2 separate regions of the Homo sapiens genome follow, and region 2 is linked to region 1. A link is an interaction called in ENCODE POLR2A ChIA-PET data of the cell type or tissue named here. Cell type or tissue: OCI-LY7. All regions are shown on one strand.

Evidence for each region. ChIA-PET counts read pairs that join two places held together with the same protein. Peaks named below come from ENCODE experiments on the same cell type or tissue, not always from the same donor. Only the 100,000 strongest peaks of a DNase experiment are listed, where the experiment ranks them.
Region 2: POLR2A ChIA-PET joins it to region 1 with 12 read pairs; 3 of 35 experiments call an interaction of 5 or more read pairs at or near these places.

The regions. Positions count from the first base shown.
Region 1 is chr19:41,405,000-41,412,999 of GRCh38, forward strand. It overlaps BCKDHA (branched chain keto acid dehydrogenase E1 subunit alpha), which reads left to right. Exons shown (of 9, transcript NM_000709.4): 2 at 5,638-5,817; 3 at 5,924-6,010. Among named protein-coding and RNA genes, the nearest start is that of BCKDHA, 11 kb to the left of the region's middle. RefSeq lists enhancers at 1,572-2,526, 2,527-3,482, 4,792-4,841. In OCI-LY7, a CTCF peak has its summit at 3,430; a DNase peak (open chromatin) is centred at 3,432.
Region 2 is chr19:41,294,504-41,302,503 of GRCh38, forward strand. It overlaps HNRNPUL1 (heterogeneous nuclear ribonucleoprotein U like 1), which reads left to right. Exons shown (of 15, transcript NM_007040.6): 10 at 55-183; 11 at 7,033-7,201. Among named protein-coding and RNA genes, the nearest start is that of CCDC97, 12 kb to the right of the region's middle. RefSeq lists a silencer at 3,741-4,035 and an enhancer at 5,985-7,184. In OCI-LY7, no CTCF peak of the experiment used is centred here; a DNase peak (open chromatin) is centred at 3,278; H3K27ac peaks cover 1,518 bases.

The DNA of each region.
Region 1 (8,000 bases):
TCTTGATTATAACTTGTGTGTTCAGTGTTTGTCATTCATCCCTCCCTGTCTCTAGCCTTCAGTTCAGGGCATGATTTGGAGCAAATGTTCAGTATCTGTTTAACAAGAACAATCATGAGAAATACTTACTCACTACTTGTGTTTATGAAACATTATGTGCCAGGCACTGGGCTGAGCAATCCACACAGGTCAACTCGGTTAATCCTCATGACAACCCCTGAGATAAGTACTTATACCACCCTCGGTGTACACAGGAGGAAACTGAGGCTCAGGGAGTTTTTCTTTAAAAATTTTTTCTTTTTTTTTTCCTTGAGACAGGTCTTACTTTGTCACCCAGGCTGGAGTGCAGTGGTGTGATCTTGGCTCACTGCAGCCTCTTGGGCTCCAGCGATCCTCCCACCTCAGCCCCTCAAGTAGTTGGGGAGTACAGGTGTGCACCACCATGCCCAGCTAATTTTTTGTAGGGATGGGGTCTTGCCATGTTATCCAGGCTGGTCTTGAACTCCTGGGCTCAAGCGATCCTCCCTCCTTGGCCTCCCAAAGTGCTGGTATTACAAGTGTGAACCACCACACCTGGCCTTAAATTTTATTTATATATTTATTTTTGTAGAGACGAGGTCTCACTATGTTTCCCAGGCTGGCCTCGAACTCCTGGACTCAAGTGATCCTCTTGCCTCAGCCTCCAGAGTAGCTAGAATTACAGGCGTCTGCCACTGCACTTGGCTCAGGGAGTTTAAGTCACATAATCAGGCAGCGGTCTGCTCAGTTAGAGTCCATGCGCTTAGCCATGGTGCCTTCAAGTGACTCCACCAGGGTCACCCCAGTACTTCCTGGGCAGACCAGACCATCCAGAGCGGGCAGGTTGTGCTTTCCTGCATGGTGGGAGAGGACGTGGCATGAAGCTTTGTGTAAATCTGTGCAGCCTCTGCCATTGTAAATCACTGGCCACCGGGACAGACTCCCCCACCCCCTTCCAAAAACTAGAGGAACAGATGGGTGGAGTCGCATCCTTCCTCTGCAGGCATTTGGCCACCCACTCCCATTATGGAGCATTTCCTCAGGACCAGGCACAGCGTGGAGCCCTTTGCATAGCTCACTGAATTGGGGCAGCAACCCTGGGGCTGGGGACTACCATTATCTCCACCAGCCCAGCAAAGAGGGGAGGAGGGTACAGCCGAGACCCAGCTGCAGTATGTGGAGCACACTGGGGTGCCGTGAAGATAGCTGTCCAGCCTCTAGAGGCTGACAGTCCTGCCCTGACACAGTGGTTTGTTCTCAGACTCTGGCCTCCCCTCTTAGTGCCCGTCTGAAGACTTCAGCCTTCGGTCCTCTTCCATCAGCATGCCGTCTCCCCTGTGCCTCAGTCTCCCTCTCTGGAGTATCTGCTGGGGCCACAGTTTGGTTTTATTGTTCTTTGAGACAGGGTATCACTTTGTTGCCCAGGCTGGAGTGCAATGGTGCAGTCATGGCTCACTGCAGCCTTGACCTCCTGGGCTCAAGCCATCCTCTCACCTCAGCCTCCCGCAACTCCAGTATCTGGACTACATGTAAATGCCACCATTCCCAGCTAATTTTTTTTTTTTTTTTTAGATAGAGTCTCACTCTTGTCACCCAGGCTGGAGTGCAATGGTGCCATCTTGGCTCACTGCAACATCCGCCTCCCAGGTTCAAGCCATTCTCCTGCCTCAGCCTCCCAAGTAGCTGGGATTACAGGCACCTACCATCATGCACGGCTGTTTTTTGTATTTTTAGTAGAGACAGGGTTTCACTATGTTGGCCAGGCTGGTCTTGAACTCCTGACCTCAGGTGATCTGCCTGCCTCGGACTCCCAAAGTGCTGGGATTACAGGCGTGAGCCACCACGCCCAGCCTTCCTGGCTAATTTAAAAATTTTTCAGAGACGAGGGTTTTGCCTAGGCTGGACTCACTATGTTGCCTAGGCTGATCTCGAACCACTGGCCTTAAGTGATCCTCCCACCTCAGCCTCCCAAAGTACTGGGATTACAGGCATGAGCCGCTGCACATCGCCACAGTTTGATTTTAGTATCCACTTTAAGGTGCAGTTAGTTCTTCCCAGCTCCTCTTTTCCCTATCTCATACAGTGTAGTCACTTCCCTTTCTCCCACTTCTCACCTTCCTAGATTTTGTTTTTCTCTCTCTTACCAAGTTTTGAGTATGTAATACGTCCCAGATCGGTGCTGAACCCCTGGTGTGAGTTAACTTAGCAACTTTTCACGTGGTGTTCTGCAGCCTTCTTACAGATAAGGAAATTCAGAGAGGTGAAGTGTTTTTGCAGAGAGCCACACAATGAGCTAAGAAATTAGAACCCAGGGCAGTTGAACTCCAGAGCCAGGGAACTTAACAGCCCATTCATGCATTCACTCAGGAATTCCCTCTTGAGTGCCTGCTGTGAAGGCAACCTGGACGCTGTCTCTGCCTTCCTGGGATTGTGGTGTGTGTGGGAGACAGACACGAAACAAAGCAATCTTCTAGGTCAGTGTCTGGCTATGCTGGGTACTCAGAAGGGGGAAGCACTGTGCTGCAAGAGGCCGGCTGTTTCCTCCTCACAAGGGGAGGCCTGCAGTGACATTGCCAGGCCTGAATCTGCCCTGCCATTGGGAGTGTAATTTCCTCACGACTACAAATGCAAATAAATACACACACTGAACATGCTACCCCGCTAGAACTGTGGACAGCTTGTTCACTGCAGTTAAAGGAAGACGGAGGGACACATTTGAGCACGCATGTGTGAGATCCAGCTTGTGGCAAACCCTGCCATTCTTTAACATCTGTGGGAAGTGAAGCCACCATTACTGACCTCGGAGGAATCCCGGGAGTAGTGGGAAGAAAAGTTGCAGATGTTTGAAAATCAGGCTGCAGGGGCAGTTGGGGTGAGGAGCATGGATGTCTAGGAGCCTGAATCTCAGCGTTGGAAGCCCAGTTCTGATGTAATTTTTTTTTTTTTTTTTTTTTTTGAGACAGGGTCTCACTTTGTCCCCCAGGCTGGAGTGCAGTGGCACAGTCTCAGCTCACTACAGCCTCATCCTTCCAGGTTCAAGCAGTCCTCCTGCCTCAGCCTCCCAAGTAGCTGGGACCACAGGCATGTGTCACCATGCCTTTCTAATGTTTGTATTTTTTTGTGGAGACAGGGTTTCTCACTGTTGCCCAGGCTGGTCTCAAACTCCTGAGCTCATGTGATCCTCCTGCCTTGGCCTTCCAAAGTGCTAGGATTACAGGCGTAAGCCACTGCCCAGCATCCCCACCTTTTTTTTTTTTTTTTTAAATTTGTGGTTTGGTGCAGGTTATTTTACCTCCCCAGGCCTCGGTTTCCTCATCTACTCAAGGGCAATGGCAGATAATCAACCTCACAAATTCCCCGAGGAGTTAGTAGGCTTGTGCCTGCCAGGCTCAGCTGGCTTACAGCAGGTGCTTCATAAGGGGGAGCTATTGCAACGCCTCGGCTGGTTCTAGGCTGCCTAGCTCCAGAGCTAAGAGTCCCAGTGGGTTCATATCCCTTTGAGCATTTATAGGCTTCTCACAGGTCTCCTGGGCTTTCTCAGCCATTCCTCATCTGACCTGAGGAGGTGTGATGTCCTTGCAGGACTCCTCCAGCCCCTCTGAGCTTTTTTTTTTGTTTGAGACAGCATGTTGCTCTGTTGCCCAGGCTGGAGTGCAGTGGTGTGATCATGGCTTACTGCAGCCTCCACCTCCTGGGGTCAAGCGATTCTCCCACCTCAGCCTTCCAAGTAGCTGGGACTATAGGTGTATGTTACCATGCTTGAGTAATTTTTAAAATTTTTTGTAGAGATGTGATCTCAGGCTGGTCTTGAACTCCTGGGCTCACCTGGGCTCAAGTAATCCTTGAGCCCAAAGTGTTGGGATTACAGATATGAGCCACCTTGCCAGGCCCTGAGCTCCTTCTGTCTTCCATGAAGGACACACTATTCCTTGCCTTTTGTCTTTTTTTGTGTGTGTGGCAGGGTCTCTGTTGCCCAGGCTGGGATGTGTTGGTGCAATCTGGGCTTATTGCAACCTCCGCTTCCCGGATTCAAGTGATTCTCCTGCCTCAGCCTCTTGAGTAGCTGGGATTACAGGTGTGCGCAACCACGCCCAGCTAATTTTTGTATTTTTGGTAGACATGGGGTTTCACCATGTTGGCCAGGCTGGTCTCAGCCTCCCGAAGTGTTGGGATTACAGGCATAAGCCACTGTGCCTGGCCACTTTTTGTCTTTTGCATGTTCTATACACCTTGCCGAGAATGTGCTTTCCCTGCCTCCTGGTTATCCCTCAGGTTTCAGCTCTAACATCACTTCCCCAGGGAAGCCTTACCCTCGCTTTCTTCTGCTATAGGATAATATGAACCACCATCATTGTTACTTGTTTAGTGTCTGCCCTCCCTGCTAGGCAGCAAGGACAGATATCTTGCCTGTCTTAGGTCCCCAGAACCCAGCACAGGGCTTGGAACATGTCAGGTGCTCAAATATTTGTTGAATGAGTCAGTCTGGGCTCGCAGAGGGAGCTGGGACCAGAGTAGAGTGGACACTGAAGCGTATGTAGCAGTTTGCCAGGCGATAGGGAAAGAGACCTTCTTGTAAAGCAAGCAGAGATGAGAGGGAGAAATGAGAATTGCTAAGATTGTTTTGAGCATTTGTTAGGTGGCTTACAGATGCTTTGCTGAACATTTTATTCATGTGATCTTGTTTAAGCCTCTCATTTCCATGAGGGGTTCTCCATTTTTATAGACAAGGAAGGGGACACGTGGAGAGGGGAAGTTACTTTGCCATATCACCCTCTAAGGGATTTTTTTTTTTTTTTTTTTTTTTGAGATGGAGTCTCACTGTCACCAGGCTAGAGTGCTATGGCGCAATCTCGGCTCACTGCAACCCCCACCTCCCGGGTTCAAGTGATTCTCTTGCCTCAGCCTCCTGAGTAGCTGGGACTACAGGCATGTGCCACCACATCCGGCTAATTTTTCTATTTTTAGTGGGTACAGGGTTTCGCCATGTTGGCCACATTGATCTCGAACTCCTGACCTCAAGTGAGATTCGCCTGCCTCTGCCTCCTAAAGGCAGTAAGGGAATTGAACCTAGGCAGTCTGACTCTTAAGAGCTCAAAGACTTAAGCTCTGTCCTGAGTAGCTTCGCTGGTGTATGGTATAGGGATCAGAAGAGAGCTGGTCTGTATGCCTAGAGGGCATCCTGCAGTGGGCATGTGTGTCTGTGGTCACAGTGGGAGAGAGAGAGGAGGGGGCATCTGTGGCCAGAATGGGGAGGCCTCGAATGCCAGGATGAAGAGTTTGGGCCTATGGTAATGAGAATAGTAATAGCTACCAGTTATTGACTTGCCAGCCACTTGATTGAGTCATTTAACCTCACAACAGTCCTATGGGATAGGTGTTAACTGTTTTCATCCCAGTTTTTCAGATGGGGAAACTGAGACACAGAAGTTGTAGTCAGTTATCCAAAGTGTCGCAGTGAGAAAGTGCTGGAGTTGGGGCTCAGACCCTGTGAGTCAGGCCCCAGAGTTCACTGGGGCCACATGCTCAACCACCATGCCGCCTGCCTGCCGCCGGGGCTGAGCCAGCGGAAACCTGGGTGCTGCTTCTGATGCAGGTGGTCTCCTCTGCTCTCTTCCCCAGCACCCCCCCAGGCAGCAGCAGCAGTTTTCATCTCTGGATGACAAGCCCCAGTTCCCAGGGGCCTCGGCGGAGTTTATAGATAAGTTGGAATTCATCCAGCCCAACGTCATCTCTGGAATCCCCATCTACCGCGTCATGGACCGGCAAGGCCAGATCATCAACCCCAGCGAGGACCCCCACGTGAGAGGCGGCCTCCCCCACTTCCCGTGCCCCCCACGCCCAGGCCCCTTGCCTGTCTCCTCTCTGGTCCCAACTGCCCCACGTCTATCTGTGCCTCCACCCGCAGCTGCCGAAGGAGAAGGTGCTGAAGCTCTACAAGAGCATGACACTGCTTAACACCATGGACCGCATCCTCTATGAGTCTCAGCGGCAGGTGCGTGGGGACAGGACTAGGGGCGGGGGGCTGGAATTACCTGAGGTCCCCTACCTGTGTTTGGGCCAAAGGAATGGCTCCCAAGGAGGACAGATTCTTTTTTGGGGGGGTTCCATAGAGTTCTGAGGGTTCTCTTGGGACTCTGGAGGAGAAGTGTGAGAGCAGTCCTGCCTTAGGGCAGAAGGATGGACCTGATCACTAAAAAACACCTACTGTGTGCCTGGCTGGGGGCTCGCCTGTGTGGGGAGAGGGCAGGGAGAAGGCCTGACAGCCCTTCCTCTTGGAAATGCACAGTCCTGAGAAACAGGGTGGGTCCCCAGTGCTTCCTGGAGTGCTCCAGGGGACCGCCCTAGGCCCATGTGAAATGGGCTGTGATCCCCTGATAAATCCTAGTATCAGGGACAAGGATCCAGTCAAGCCAGTGTCAACAAAGAGGGAAGTTATTGACTCCAATGACCATACATCCAGAGGGTCCTGTTTTGGGGCACAGCTAGATCCAGGGGGTCTTCCAGGCAGGAAGTAGAGGGAAGGCGGAAGGCCAGACATGGCACATCCCAGCTATCCCACACCCCCACCTTTATAGAGCTTTCTGGGTAGTCCCACCTAGTGACATCTGCATACATTTCCTGGGCCACTCCTAGCTGCAGGGGAGACTGAGAAATGTATTAATAATACTTTAGTCCCGGCAGTTGCTGCCTGCGGGAGATTGAGACCTCTGTTAACAGAGGAGGGGAATAGTATACTGGGAAGGCAACCAGGAGCCTCTGCCAGTAGCCCCGAGTCCTGATCCTCAGGGGGCTGGTTGCAGGCTCTTACCCACGCTAACCTGGACAGTCCTGCCAGGCCCTCAGTACTCAGCACCGCCCACTCACTTGGCACTGGAATGTGCATTAACTTTTAATTGGCTCCCCACTTAGAAGAAAGCACACATTCATCAGTTTCCCCCACAGCAACGGGAAAGCCAGGCCTGGGAACACATGGAGGAGGGCACCGCCGAGCCGCGAGGAGCTCTGGCCCCGGGGTGTCCCTCAGGGTGCTGGCCAGGCTGCCTTTGTTCCGCTTTACACATGGCCCTGTGTGATCTCATGTCCATCCGTATGCCAGGGCTGCCCAGAGCCCCAGCCAGACTGCTTGTCAGAGCCCTGCTTGGCTTCTCGCCCTGGATGTCCCACAGCAAACTAATCCTGTCTGAACTTGACCTCGACATCTTCCTCCCAGGCGTGCTCCTTTGCCTCACCTAGTCCGTTTCTCAGTGAAGAGCACCACCATCCACCTGCTTGCCCACACCAGAAACCTCATCTCATCCCTGTCTCCTCCCTCCCCCTTGCTATCCCTTTCTCCCCTCTCATTCCCTCTGTCTGTAGATATTTCTTTTTTTTTTTTTTTTTTACTTTTGAGATGGAGTTTTGCTCTTGTTGCCCAGGCTGGAGTGCAATGGCACGATCTTGGCTCACCGCCTCCCTGGTTCAAGCGATTCTCCTGCCTCAGCCTCCCGAGTAGCTGGGATTACAGGCATGCGCCACCACACCTGGCTAATTTTGTATTTTTAGTAGAGATGGGGTTTCTCCATGTTGGTCAGTCTGGTCTCGAACTCCCTACCTCAGGTGATCTGCCTGCCTTGGCCTCCCAAAATGGTAGGATTATAGGTGTGAGCCACTGCACCCAGCTGTAGCTACTTCTTTTCTTTTATGTTATTTTTATTTATTTATTTAGAGACGGAGTCCACCTCTGTCGCCCAGGCTGGAGTGCAGTGGCGCAATCTCGGCTCACTGCAACCTCCGCCTCCCAGGTTCAAGTGATTCTCCTGCCTTAGCCCCCCAAGTAGCTGGGATTACAGGCGCCCACCACCACACTCGGCTAATTTTTGTATTTTTAGTAGAGATGGGGTTTCACCACATTGGCCAGGCTAGTCTGGAACTCCTGACCTCAAGTGATCCGCCTGCCTTGGCCTCCCAAAGTACCGGGATTACAGGTGTGAGCCACCGTGCCT
Region 2 (8,000 bases), 110 kb before region 1:
TGAGTGCTGCCCTGCAACTAAAATCACTCACCCCTCACCAATTCCTGCCCGCAGGTGATGGGCCTACGCCGGCAGCGGAACTATGCTGGCCGCTGGGATGTCCTGATCCAGCAGGCCACCCAGTGCCTCAACCGCCTCATCCAGATTGCTGCCCGCAAGAAACGCAACTATATCCTAGATCAGGTACTTAATGATGACCATTGTGTCCTCAGGAGAAGGGAGGGGACCCCTTGCATGCCTGAGAATCTCCCTCTGGTCCCTTTCTTTTTTCCCCCGTAATGATGATGGACTGCTGTGCTAGTCGGGGGGGTCAGACCTTGTCATACATGATGACATGGTACTACACACAGCTGAGCCTGGACTGGGATCATGATCTAGGCCTACTTACTCAGACTCATCAGCAGCCCCAAAGAACATCAGGTAAGAACTGTTTAGCAAAATGGAAGGAGTATGGATTTCCAAGCCTGAGAGACTGGAGCTTGAATGCCAGCTCGGCTACTCCCTAGCTCTGTGCCTTTGGGCAGCTGACTTTATTCTCTGAATCTCCATCTCTTGGTTTGTAAAACAGGGATCTCAATACCATCTGCACCCCTAACGCAGGACCTGGCACTTAGTAGCTGGTGATTATTGTTAAATACTCTACAGAATAGGTAGAGTAGCTTTCATGCCAACAGCAGTGCTGTAAGGTAAATGCTATTATTGCTTCCGTCATTTTCTCTTCACAAATACGTATGACTGGCAGGTACATACCTAAGTCATATTTTCTACCTACACTTCAGTTAATGGTGGAGTTCTTAACATCAGGGACCTTGGAACCTTTGTATTTGAACATAAATATTGTATGCAGCTGCAGGTGTATCCTTTTTATGAAAAAGAAGGGAAAAAAAAACAGTTTTTTGTCCCTATCTTTCAGCATTCTCAAAAGGATGAGTGACCCAAAAATCATTACAGATTCCTGTCTCAGAGTAATGAGTTCCACATGGTTATTGCCTATGCAACGTCATTGCCTATTGACATTTGTCCTGAAGGCTTTCACAAGTAACAAAGGGTGTCTCCTTATTTTCTATGTTTGGGGATCTGTGAATGAGCCTCTGTTCCCTTCAGCCTTGCATTTGTGCTTTCTTAAGAACCTGTGAGTGAGCAAATATGTAAACTAAGTAACACCCTGCCCTTGTAGCCTTCCTGAAGTGCCTTCCATACGTGTAGGCCTGGATACTTGGTGACCATGAGTTCAAAGGGCTCCTGATAAGAGTGGAGGTGGGGACAGCGTTTGGCTTTGTCAGAATGGTAGTTTGCTTGTTAGAAAGGAATCGCCAGAGACCGAGTTGCCTTCACATAGGAATGAGGATCCTACACAAAACAGTTGAGCACAGGATAGTCTAAAAGCCATCCGTGGTTATCCCCCCAGCTCATATTGTGTACAATCAGTGTTCTCTCCGCTTTGAAGATTTGTCTTTTAAACCCTTGGCCTCACTTTACCTGATCCTCCTTGTCGGGGCATTCAAGAATTTTTTTAGTCTGTATTGACCCCAGTTGGACTCATTGTCGTGAAAGGGAGAGCAGTAATACCATTTTAACACTCTGAGGATACATACCTCTTTTGGATACCCTAGCCAGTATTCCTCCCTGTCTTTTTCTTGGTTTGCTGGTTAAATCAGCTGTGAAACTCATTTCAAATATGTGGCCTAGGGGAGAATGATTATAGTCTAGAGTGGATCGTCTAACATCTCTGTCCAGGATGCTGAAGTGGGTTTTCTCTGGAAGCCAGGCCCATGACAGCTTTGCACTCTGAAGACCTACTGTCAGCCTTCTTGGCTGCTGCTGGCTTGTTCAGGGACAGGGTCTAGGGCTGTACCAGGTATGCCTGTGGTCTTCAGGGCTACCAGCCTCCTGCTTAAGGGACATGTGGGTCAGGCCAAGAGATCTTGGCCAACAATGAGACAGAGAACCTAAACTCTGAAGGCTGGGGAGGAGGGTTCTCTGGTTAACCACAGATTGGAGGATTGCCTCGGGGCCTGAAGCCATAGGCTACTCAGGCTGAGGGAGGGATTGTAAAGCCAGTGGTTTCACCTGTTTTGGCCTAAACCCCAAAAGTGGGTTCCAGAAAACTCTGGGTATGAGAAAGAGGGAGGGGGAAGTTGTGTGTTTGTGTATAGAGGGTTCAGAGCAGGCCCCTGGCCAATCCTGGCACTTCCATTCCACCAGCTTTGGCGGTGACAGGTAAGTTGATGATGCATAGCTGTCTCCTGGGCTAGGTGGAATTTCCAAAGGGGAAACCCATACTACAGGCAAAATCCCTGCAGTTCCTGGATCTCAGCCCAGAACCATCTTTTGCCTTTACTGGTTTTTCCTGAGTGGTCAGATCTCCCCAGATTTGGCTCTTCCAGCCTCCTGTTATGTAGGTTGGCCTTAGAAATGCTCATCCTTGAGAGGGAAGGAGAGGTTGTCTGCAGAAGCCAGGTGGGCCTTTGTAAGCCAGGATTCTGTGTTTGTCTGGCCAGGACTCTAACTCCTACCCTGGGATGTATGTGATTGGGCACAAACTCTCAGGTATATCGGGGCTTTGACCTACATTCTGTGATAACCTGAGTAGCCTTTTGAGATGATGTGGGCATCACAGCTGTGGAACATCAGAAGAGGAAAAAGAGGTAGACCAGAGAGGAAGCTGAAGCCTCTGCAGAGGACTATAGGACTGCTAAGTCACGCACTCAGTGTACTGATAGATCACAGCTCTGCTGACTTCCCAAACAGCCATAGTCTAGAATGGTTGGGGCCATGGTGGGAATTTGGGGAAGCTTTCTGGAGGTGGAATGTCTGAGTCGGGGCACAGAGGATGATTAAAAGAGTTGGGGCTTTGTCCTGAGGAGAGTGGGGAGTCATGGTTAGGTTTTCATCCGGAGGAATGTGGATAAATTTGCCTGGCTAGTAAAAGGCTGCAGAGGAGAGAGAAAGGTGGAGTAGAAGGCCACATTGCTTCAGGTGTCTCTTTGGGGTCCTCTGTTGGAGGTGGGAAGCCTCTGGAATGAGATGCTTTCTGGCCTTGTCCCAGAGGGCCTCAAAATGGAGTACAGAACAGGAACTGACTGGCCTGCTGTGAGGCAAACAAGTTGCCTTTCTGGAGGCTTCTGGGGAGCCTCCGCAGGGCCATGTTGCCCAAGCCCACCCCAGAGTAGGGCACTGTTGCCTGGGAGTTCCGTTAGAGGGCTCTAACAGCTAGAGCCAGGCCAGGCATCAGTTAGAATCAGGGCTGGATGGGTTGACGTCACAGTCAGAACATGTCGTTCTAGTCCTCATTTGCATCCTGGTCAGCAGGTGCCACACTTTCGCCTGAAACAGAAACCCAGGGCTAGAATAGTCTCCCACCGTAACCTGTGTCTTATTTGCAGGCCTTGGAGGAAGGATGTTTCTTTCCTTCATCCCCAGCCAGCCATCCCTAGAGCCTGAAGCCCATTCCATTCTTGACACACCAGCCAGTTCTCTTCCTATAAATGTGGTTCTTTTGACTGGAATTCACCTCACTCTGAGCCCAAAGTAAATCTTTCCTCATCAGCCTTCACTTTGCTCCTCAGATCTAGCTAGGTTTCTCCTGCTGCCAGTATGACCCTGGTGAGCTGTGACAAGTGAGAGTAGACAGGGACAGTGGGGCTTGAGAGATCCTGGGCTGTCACATCATCATTCGTACCTGCTGTGTTCCCTCCTCCCTCCCTCAGACTGTTATACACCAAAACTCCCCATATAGCTTCTCTGAGAAACCCAACTCTTGTCCCTTAGTCCATGTCACAGGGTTCAGGGAACACAGACAGCCACATTTTCTCTTGGAATCAACATCTTCAAGCAGGGTGGGACTGGGAGAAGCAGAAGCTAGGCAGAGGGAACCAAAGCAGCTGGAAAAGCTGACCTAGCTGTTGTGCTGGTCTCATAGCAACAGCTGCCAGCAGCCCCCAGCGACCACAGAAGTGCTGGGCTGGCCCAGGGGCTGTGACCTCACTGTGTTTGCTGTGGCAACAGCCACCAGCAGCTAATTCCCTTTCCTCCAGGAAAGCCAAGTATTTGCATTTCTGCTGGTGTGGTTTAGATACTCTTCTTCCCTTCCCCAAACGAAGGAGTAAGTGGAGGGAGGTGCAGTCTTAAAAACCACTGCTGAGTTGATTCTCAGCACCTCAATTCCAAAGTGCCTGAGAAGCCATCTCTGAGTCTACCCACTTCCAAGGACAAAGGCCAGCTATTTATAAGTCCAATCTGCTCCACCTCCATTCCTCTCATCCCATGAAGCTGCAGGGGCTAGCCGTCTTGGCAGCATTGCTTCTCTTCTCTGTCCCCTCATCAGGACATTGACAGGGCAGTTGTACCACATGGAAGACCTCCAGGACTGTCACTCCATGCCCTCGCAGTTCAGAGGAATCAAAGTAGGATCACTTAGGGGCAAAAAAAAAAAAATGCAGAATGGTCTGGGGCCATATTCACCCTGGCACCTACCTACTCTGAGCTTTTGTGTCAGAAGAAAATTATATTTAGCTGAGGAAGCCAAACTCTTTCTTCCTATGACCAGATGCCACGTTCTGCTTTGGTTTTAGGAATGGAGTCAAAGAAGAGTAGTGGGGAGAGGGGACTTAACTTTTCCTCTGTAACATGATGTTCCTTTTCAAACCATTTGTGGCCCAAGTGCTCTTTGTGGGCCGGTGTCCAAGACCCCAAGAACAGTATGTGTGTGCCTGTCACCCACATGACTGCCCACATCCTCCTTCGTGAGGGTAGGGACACTTTCCCTGGGGGACAGGGAAGAACATTTTTTCCTGGCGCGTGTTTCAGGGCCAGAGGATCTGGTTAGTTTAAGCAACTGCACCCACGGCCCCAGAACTTCCAGCAGATTTGTGCTGGAGTCCTTGGCCCCTGGCTAATCCACATCCAGCACCCTGTTCCTATGTCTTAGAAGACGATCTCTTGAAACCTTGTTTTTTCCTCAAGCTTCAATTTTCCTTGGTATTTTCCATTGGGAAGCCTCTCCTGGATAGTCAGTCCTGTAGGTCTTATTTTCAGATCCACTCTGGGTGTTGACTTTTCACTGCCCACTCCTTTGGCACTAGCCAGAGATTTTTACATCTGCAAATGCTCTCCAGAGCCAGGACGAGGGTGATGATCCTTGTCTTTCAGACGAGGAAATTTGAGACTCAGGCTACTTGGGGACTTGTCTGAGTCTCACAAATAGTAAAGGGCACAGCGGGGATTTCAAGCCCAAGTTTCTTCCCCAAAGCCTGTGTTCATTCCACCCTGTCTCACTGTTCCTGCTTTTCTGCTTGGGAGGTCACTATAAGCTTAACCTTTTCTTTGGTCTGAGTTGCTTCAAGTCAACATGACAGTATAAATATCTACCCAGTGATGACCACATCAATGGCAGCTCACAGTTGTTGAGTGTTGGCTATGAGCCAGGGCCTGGGCTTAGACGAGGGCTTTTACTCACGTGGACTCATTCAGTCCTCACAGCAACCCTAAGACATCCATGCCGTTTTCCCTTTTCAGGGCTTGATTTTACAGAGGAGCAGGCTGAGGCTGGGCCATCCCAGTGCACTGCCCGCTTCCTGTCAAGGTGTCTTCTGCCCTGGAGGCCACCTGTGTCCCCCTACTTGAGTAGTTTCTTGCACTTTGTCAATTGCTTTATGGACATTCTCTTACTCAGTCCTTGCCAGCCCAGGGAGGGAGGCTTTTCAACCCCGTATTACAGATGAGGCAACTATAAGGACTGGCCAAGGTATGTTAGTAGCCACACCAGGACTTGACCCTAGACTCTTTGCACCCAAGCAGGCCACATCTTCAGAATACATTTTTTTTTTTTTGGTCCATTTGTATATACCCCTTTACAGACTGTTTTCCCCATCTGTGGCTTCTTTCTTGGGTCCCTATTAGAGCCACTAAAAAATTGTTTAAATGCAGTTAAAAACTCCTTACTCCGTTTCTGCTGAGTTCCTGAGTTTCCATAGGGAGGGTACCTGTATAGGTGCCTGGGTCTTACTTCTAGAGGTTCAGGCTCAGGAAGTCTCAAATGAAGTTTGAGCTGCTCACTTTTTAAGTAGTGTCCTCGTGATTCAAGTATACAGGCTGAGTCTATGGAACCCTGAATCCAACAGAGGTAGGCCCCATTCCCAAAGGGCCCGACATGAAGGAGGTGTTCGGTAAATGGAAGCCGATGTTGTTACTGCTCTCAACCACATATGTGCTAGAGCACCGCTCTGCCAGCACCAGCCCAGGACACACCTGCCATCACTTAGAGGAAGGGAAGGAAACATTAGGAGCAAAACTGCACTTGCGAAAAGCAGAGTCTCCTGATGTGTAGAGCTTGCTGGTTAGAAGCTTGTGGGTGAGGCTGATGTTTCAGAGAAGGACTGAGGGAATAAAAGAACCAATGTTAATAAGAACAAACTACAAAACTGTCCAAAGGAGCTGGTTAATTAGTAGCATAGCTAATCTATAGGTATTACACAGCCATTAAAAAAGAATACTGCACAGAAAAACTTCAGAGAAAGTTTCACGTTACATGAAAAAGCCTCAGGAGGATGTGCATAATACAATTCTTTTTGTGTAAAAAAATCACATAGATATTTCTAAAAGTGCACGGAAGAAATTCATTCTTCATTCTCTCTGGGAAGTAGGGCTGGCACTAAGGGAACACAGGGGTTTTTCCTCTAAACTTTATGCCTTATACTGTGAATTTTTTTACCAAGAGTATGTATTAGCTTTTAGAATAGGGAAAAGAAATTGTAAGGTCCAGTACCAAGAACAAATAGGATTAAAAAGCAAAGTCCCAACCATTAGGAATCCTTTGCCCTGTGCCTGTCTGCAGCCACTTACCTAAGTCAATTCATTTGCTGAGGGTGACTCAAGAATCTTCTAAGTAAAGAAGAGCTGTTTCCTGAGTTTCTCTGCTTACAAGGAGCACTGATATCCTTTTCTCAGTCCCTGGCCTACATAATACCCCTCAGAGGAAAAAACCAACTCTTAATGTACCATCTCTTGCCTCTTCTGTTACCTTACCCTTAGACAAATGTTTATGGGTCAGCCCAGAGACGAAAAATGAGACCATTTGAAGGCTTCCAGCGCAAAGCTATTGTAATTTGTCCCACTGACGAGGACCTAAAAGACCGAACAATAAAGCGAACCGACGAGGAAGGGAAGGATGTCCCAGATCATGCGGTCTTAGAAATGAAAGGTAGGAAATGAGTGCTTCCCAGAGGAACGTCAATGCAGGGTCCTGGAGAGAAGAAGCTCTTTACTCAGTTTGTCCTTCCCTGGCTCCCCAGTGATTTCTTTTTTGATCTTACTCTTTCTTTGCTTCTGCTTTGTCCCTTCCTTGTCTACCACAGCTGTGAATGGAAAAGCTACCCATCTGTCTTATGTTGGGGTTTTCAGGCTGGATGGGGCTGGGGCAGCACAAGGGAAAGGATGTATGGGAGCTAAAGCTGAAAGTCCTGTGTGCTCACCCTGCCTCTGGTCCCAGATGGGCTGACTGTGGGCAGGCCTCAGTTTGTTTCTCTGTAAATATAGGGATGGTGATGCCATCTGTCTGACCCATTCCCTGGGGTGAGGCCTGAGGGAGCTGTGCACTGTGTCTAGGTGGGTCTTAGCCACCTCTTCAGAAAACGGAGGAGTCTTTGTTAGCCCCTGACACTTAGCAGGCTGAGGGGTTGGGGCTTTGTCTACCTCTTTCTCTCTCTCTCTGTTTTTTTTTTTTTTTTTTTTTGGAGAGGGAGTCTTGCCCTGTCACCCAGGCTGGAGTATAGTGGTGCGATCTTGGCTCACCGCAACCTCCGCCTCCTGAGTTCACCCAGTTCTCCTGCCTCAGCCTCCCGAGTAGCTGGGACTACAGGTGTCCACCACCATGCCTGGCTAATTTTTGTATTTTTAGTAGAGATGGGGTTTTGCCATGTTGGCCAGGCTGGTCTTGAACTCCTGACCTCAGGTGATCCACCCGCCTCGGCCTCCCAAAGTGCTGGGATTACAGGCGTGAG